Regions from separate parts of the Homo sapiens genome. Here region 2 is linked to region 1. Evidence: chromatin loops called from intact Hi-C (ENCODE). Cell type or tissue: adrenal gland. All regions are shown on one strand. Each heading gives the region's core, and the rest is flanking DNA. Links, peaks and the distances in the headings are about the cores only. Region 1 overlaps MIR646HG (MIR646 host gene). Region 2 has its middle 23 kb from the start of CDH4.

Region 1 (2,914 bases), core at 199-2,698:
GCTCCTGTGTCCAGCCCAGGACCACTGCCACTCAGGTTCTAGCATAATGCTACCAGGTCACCCCTTCAAGTTCCCACCTTTGCCATAATCACTGTGCACTAAACGTGGCCTGGGACATATGGCAGTGCCTGTTCAGAACCCCCAGCCACAGTCCCTTCTTCTGCAAACACCCAGATCTCCCCGCCATCCCCCCCAAACCCTTTAAAATCTGTTTGGTTTTCTTACAATTTATGCTCAAGACACACAGAAATATCCACCATCGCTTTTTCACGGTACCTAAAGAGCTTGCTTTGCTTATGTGTACACTAAAGCTACAGTGACAACAAAACAATTCTATGTCAGTGGAACAAGCAACTCACACAAAGAAGCACGTCAGCTTTTAATAATGCCAAGAAAAAAGCCCTCCGCTGCTGTGCCCACCAGTCTTCCTATATCTGATGCCCATTTAGGGACGCCTGGAAGAACGGCAGCCTGTCTGCTGTCTGGGAAAGCATTCTCTGGCTGGGTTGTGTTACTCCTAAATTATTCATAATCTTGACTGAGATTCATCAAGGTCACCACCTCCTGGAACCTTTGCGCCGAGAGGAGCATGCGGGTGCCTTCCAGGCCTAAAAAGATGCAGGAGATGCAAGTCTCTGAGTGCAAAGGCCTCTGCTAAGCCCTCCGCACCTGCTTCTGGCCTCCTCCGCAGAGGAAGCCAGGCTCATCTTTACTCCGAATCAGAGACCTGCAACACGGCCTGTGCTCATTTCAAACGGGCAGAGAGGACAGTCTTACCACTTACATTTAAAACCTAACTCCAAGCATGTTCTGAACCTGGTAGTTACAGTCCGGGAAGCCTGATTGTCAACAGCTCACACTTTATTCCTGATTTCTGCCTGGGTAGAAAGGCACTCCAGGTCCTTACCAGCTCGAGTCTGTCACTTGAACACATGAGACATACTGAACACACTCGGGGACACACACCTAGAAGGCCCCAGCGTGGGTGCGCACAGGGATGAGGCTCTCCTGCCCAGGAGACACCCACTGCTCTCCCAACACAGTGAGTCTAGTCTCCCAGCCCCATCACCACTGGGCAGAAGCCCTGGAACCAAACACTGGGGGTCTGGAGCCCAGAGGCAGGGCCATCCGGAGCCGCTCATGCTGCAAGGCTGCTGTGGAATTCTCCATTCTCCATGTGTTTCCTTTGGATCAAGAGGTTTTTGTTTTTGTTTTTAGAAGAAGAAATAGAATGAAAAACAAAATACTGAGCTAAAATCTAAATTATTTCTTCTCCTGAAACACACTCACTATGCACATTGATGGAAGTTCTCAAAGACTTATGTTCAAAGGGTGGATTTCTAAGGATTTCAAAAAAGACGGTCAAATAGAATCTTTTCTTTCTTCCTTCTGAAGAAGAGTGGATCACAAAGTTATCTGAGTTGTACAGCCAGGAAGGTGAAGAAACATAGATTTGGGTCGTCTCGGCATAAACATAAAAATGCGGCAGCCCGCTTGCGTGCTGCTTAATTTCTTTTTGTCTTAGAATTACCACTCTGCCCCTCGGCCTGAGTGACAGGCGCGAGGCAACAGCGCCATCTGTAGGAGAAACTTCACAGCCCAGGCAGGACGCTCAACCCTGTGGTTCAGCCCCGTCCGACACTTTCAGGATTCAGAAGCTCCGATACCAGCACCCCTTCCCCAGCACACACACACACACACCCATCCCTGGATGAGCTGAATGCCCAACTCGGTCATCTAAAGAATAAATGGGCCAGGCACAGTGGCTGACATCTGTAATCCCAGCACTTTGGGAGGCCGAGGTGGGAGGGTTACTTAAGTCCAGGAGTTTGAGACCAGCCTGAGCAACATAGTGAGACACCGTGTCTACCGAAAATAAAAATTAGCCTGGCACGGTGGCGTGGCATGGACCTGTAGTTGTAGCTACTGGGGAGGCCAAGGTGGGAGGATCGCTTGAACCTGGGAGTTCCAGGCGGCAGTGACCTGTGATCACGCCACTGCACGCCAGCCTGGGCAACAGAGTGAGACCTCGTCTTTAAAAAAATAAAAATAATAAATAATAAATGGTTACTATTATGTTGGAGGAAGAGTTAGTAAGATCTATCACTTTTTTAATTGGCCATTTCCTCTAATCTAGCAATTATTCCAATTCTAGAGGTTTATCTTGCATAAATATTAGCTTGTATGCAGAGATAAAAATCCAAGGGATACTCACTGCAGTGTTCGTTTAGTAGTGAAATATAAAAGCAATGTAAACATTGTTAATAGGACTGGTAAAATAAATTAAGGCCCTCTAGGGCACAGAAGCCTGTGTGAAATTTACCATGAACCAATTTGCCATGAACCAGGAGTTATGCACGTAAGGAGACTGGACTGTTTGCCATAGTAAAATTTCCAGTTACAAAAGCAGCTTTGCCAAAATCATGTAGAATGTGGTCTTTCTGTAAAGATGTGTGTTCTACACACACACACACGCACACACACATAATATCTGGAAGAATGTGTTCTACACTGTGATGTTACAAACAGTGGCTATCTTGGGGGTGGGAGGAAAAGGAGGAAATTCACTTTCTACTTTGTACATGTTTGCATTATTTGAATTGTGTTGCAAACATGTACTAATTTTGGATTTACTCTCACGGTGCTTGAGGACATACTCGAGTCATCCTCAGAGTATCTCTGGAAGGCAAGCTTTTTGGGTCCTTGCATCTCTGCAGGGTTCCATTTTGCTCTCTAACCTGAATGTGATTTCGGCTCAACACAAGATCCTACGTGCAAGCCAGCTTCCCTCAGAACTGCCAAGTCCCACATCATCTCCTAACATCTGACACTGGCAGTGAGAAGTCTAATGCCGATCTGAACTGTGTTTCTTTGCAAGAAACCTCATTTTTCTTTCTGGGAGCTTTTGATATTC
Region 2 (2,914 bases), core at 288-2,787, 1.0 Mb before region 1:
GCGCTGAACGCCTTTGCATGTGCATATTTGCCATCTGTATATCTTCTCTGGGGAAGTGTCTGTTCAAATCTGTGCTGCTCTCCAGGCATGGGACAAGGACAAGTGCCCTGTCTGCAGCAGTTATCTTCATTATCAACACTGTGGGTGGGCCTAGACACCCGGAGCACAGGGACATAGCAGGCCAGAGGGGCCTGGCTTGCAGGGCAAACACCGTTAAGACAGAAGACAGAATTCCTGGCAGAGACTGTGTGGTTGGGGGGACATCCCACATTCCGTGGCGGGATCTGGAAAGGCTTCCGGAAGGAGACAGCACTGAGAGGAGAGGCCGCAGAGCAACCCACGCAAAGGCAATGGGGAGTGCAGCAACCTGGGCTGGGCTGGTGGCAGGGAGGGAGGGGAGAAAAGCAGGTGAGCAACAGCCCTTCCTGGCCTCAGCTGATTGACCTAGCATGGACATGTGACCTGGAGGCACGCTCCCCATTGGGCAGGAGTAGCCAATCAAGGTCTTCCTTCAGAGAGTCCAGAATTGAGGTCGGCAGATGGCTTGGGAACCAATGGGCCACGTGGGGCGTGGAGTGTCCTTCTCCCTCCTGCCTGCACCTGGCCAGTGAAGGAGAAGCAGAGGTGAGGCAGCCACAGGGAGTAGGAGTCCGACATTTATGAAAAACAACAAACATGTTAAAAATAAATAAATTAATGGCTTTATTATGAAGTTCAGGAGCCAGATTGCTTAACTCTGTTACTTATTCTTAAACACATTATCAGGCTGGATGCGGTGGCTCACGTCTGTAATCCCAGCACTTTGGGAGGCAGAGGCAGACGGATCACTTGAAGTCAGGAGTTCAAGACCAGCCTGGCCAACATGGTGAAACCCTGTCTCTACTAAAAATACAAAAATTAGCCAGATGTGGTGGGCATCTGTAATCCCAGCTACTCGGGAGGCTGAGACAGGACAATCACTTGAATCTGGGAGGCGGAGGTTGCAGTGAGCCAAGATCACGCCACTGCACTCCAGCCCGGGCTACAGAATAAGACTCCGTCTCAAAAAATCAAAACAAAACAAACAAGCGACAACAACGAAAACCTCCCACATTATCAGAATTTCCCTGGAATGGGAATATATATATATATATATATATATATATATATATATATATATATATATATATATATATATATATATATATCCTTTGTTTCTCTAGTTCTCCTATACAAATATTAGGTTGATCCATTTTTTGATGTCTAAATGGTAATTTCTTAGGGTTCTGTTGAACATATCAATAGACAGGCATGCATTTATTAATTCTCTTCAATTCATAGTTTGCTACTGCCTGCAAATTCCAACATAGCTTTCAGATACACACAGAGCTCTAGGAACAAAATGAGGTGGTGATTTACAAAGACCTATTTTTTTCCATTCCAGTCTCGCCCAGAGATGCGCACAGCCGGTGCGCCGTGGCTCTCGGACGCTAGGTGGCGCTGTCTGCAGCTCAGCGTCCTCGCCCCGCCGGGCTTGAGGTGCAGCCGCGCCTGCAGGGGGTTTCAGAAGGGGCATCAGCAGTGATGCGTCCCGTCCTTCCCCAGGCCTGGCTAACAAGGAGGAAGGAAGAACACATTCCCAAGGGAAAAGAGACACTGCGAGAATCACAGACCAACCGGTTGCGGGAAAACTGCGGGGAGAAAGAAATTTACTTGCAAAAAAATGGTGAAGGGCAAATAAAGTATTGAGCTTGTGCAGCATAAATAAAAAGGCTTTGGTTTTATCTCTGGGAAGTAAGAACAAAATAGAAAGTTCCCATCTCAAAAAGCTCAGACTTGTGGGAATAAAACCTCTTTCCCTTTTGCATTATAGAACAACGCCACAATTTCCAGCATCGTCCAGAGACTGCAAAGGACTCACCTGAGATTGCAGGGCCCAAAATGATCTCCTCATCTGGGGCCTCTTTATAGTTCATGTATATTCAATCAGCAGAGCTCTGGTTCTACGCAGCGAGAGCATGGAGGCATGCGGCTTCCCAGGGTCCCGCCCAGAGCCCAGAGCCCAGAGCCCAGAGCCCGGAGCCCAGAGCCCGGAGCCCGGCATCAGGGGTTCTCAAATGCTTGCTGTATGAATGGATGGATGAATGAACAAAACGAAAAAGAGCATCCTAATACCATTAGCTCCACGTTCAAGTGAAGTAGCTCTAACTTGCAAATCTGTAACTGCTACAAAAAATCCAGCTCTGTGATAAGCCTGCTATTTACACGATCGTGATTTATATCCTTGCTATCATTACAAATTCAACATTTTGCATCTTCTGGTCCATAGCACTTCCTTTTTTGGCTCTAATGATGACTTACACACATTGCATGATGGGCCAGGTGCCTCTCCAGGCACCATCTCACTTAATGTGTAAAATGGTCCTGTGGAGTAGGTATGCTAATGACCTTGACATTGCAGGAGAGGCTTTGCGGTGCCGGGGTGCATGTGGGTGATCTGAACAGGGCCAGTGGACTCCAGAGCTGTGTAAGTTTCCTATTGCAGCTGTGACAAATTACTGCAAATGATACGAAGTTACCAACTCCAGGTTCTGGAGGTCGGAAGACTACAATGGATCTTGCTGGGCTGAAGGCTCCAGGGAGAATCCATCCAGTTTCTAGAGGCCGCTGCATTTCTTGGGTCATGGCCCCTTCCTCCATCTTTAGTAATCACTCACTCAAGTTCCTTAATCACATCTGCAAAGTTCCTTTTGCCACGTGAGGTACCATATTTCACAGGTTTTGGACATTAGGGTGTGACTTTTTTTGGCGGGAGGCATTATTCTGCTGGCCACAGGGACCCCTCTTGTGGTTTTTATGTGGGCTCTGCCCAAGCCTTGTAACTGTTATTTCCAGTGGCAATTTTATATCCATTTTATTTTCACAATTTGCCTCT

What was found. Hi-C counts contacts between places; a loop is a spot of excess contacts. Peaks named below come from ENCODE experiments on the same cell type or tissue, not always from the same donor. Only the 100,000 strongest peaks of a DNase experiment are listed, where the experiment ranks them.
Region 2: a loop joins it to region 1, with 3 times the contacts of the local background. A loop is called at or near these places in 29 of 110 quality-filtered maps.

Annotation. Positions count from the first base shown.
Region 1 is chr20:60,209,940-60,212,853 of GRCh38, reverse strand. The region is part of intron 3 of MIR646HG (MIR646 host gene); the gene reads right to left. Among named protein-coding and RNA genes, the nearest start is that of MIR646HG, 73 kb to the right of the region's middle. RefSeq lists a silencer at 1,475-1,714. In adrenal gland, for the core only: CTCF peaks have their summits at 1,372 and 1,571 (motif pointing left); DNase peaks (open chromatin) are centred at 1,020 and 1,653.
Region 2 is chr20:61,227,891-61,230,804 of GRCh38, reverse strand. No RefSeq gene overlaps it. Among named protein-coding and RNA genes, the nearest start is that of CDH4, 23 kb to the left of the region's middle. In adrenal gland, for the core only: a CTCF peak has its summit at 1,500 (motif pointing right); a DNase peak (open chromatin) is centred at 1,564.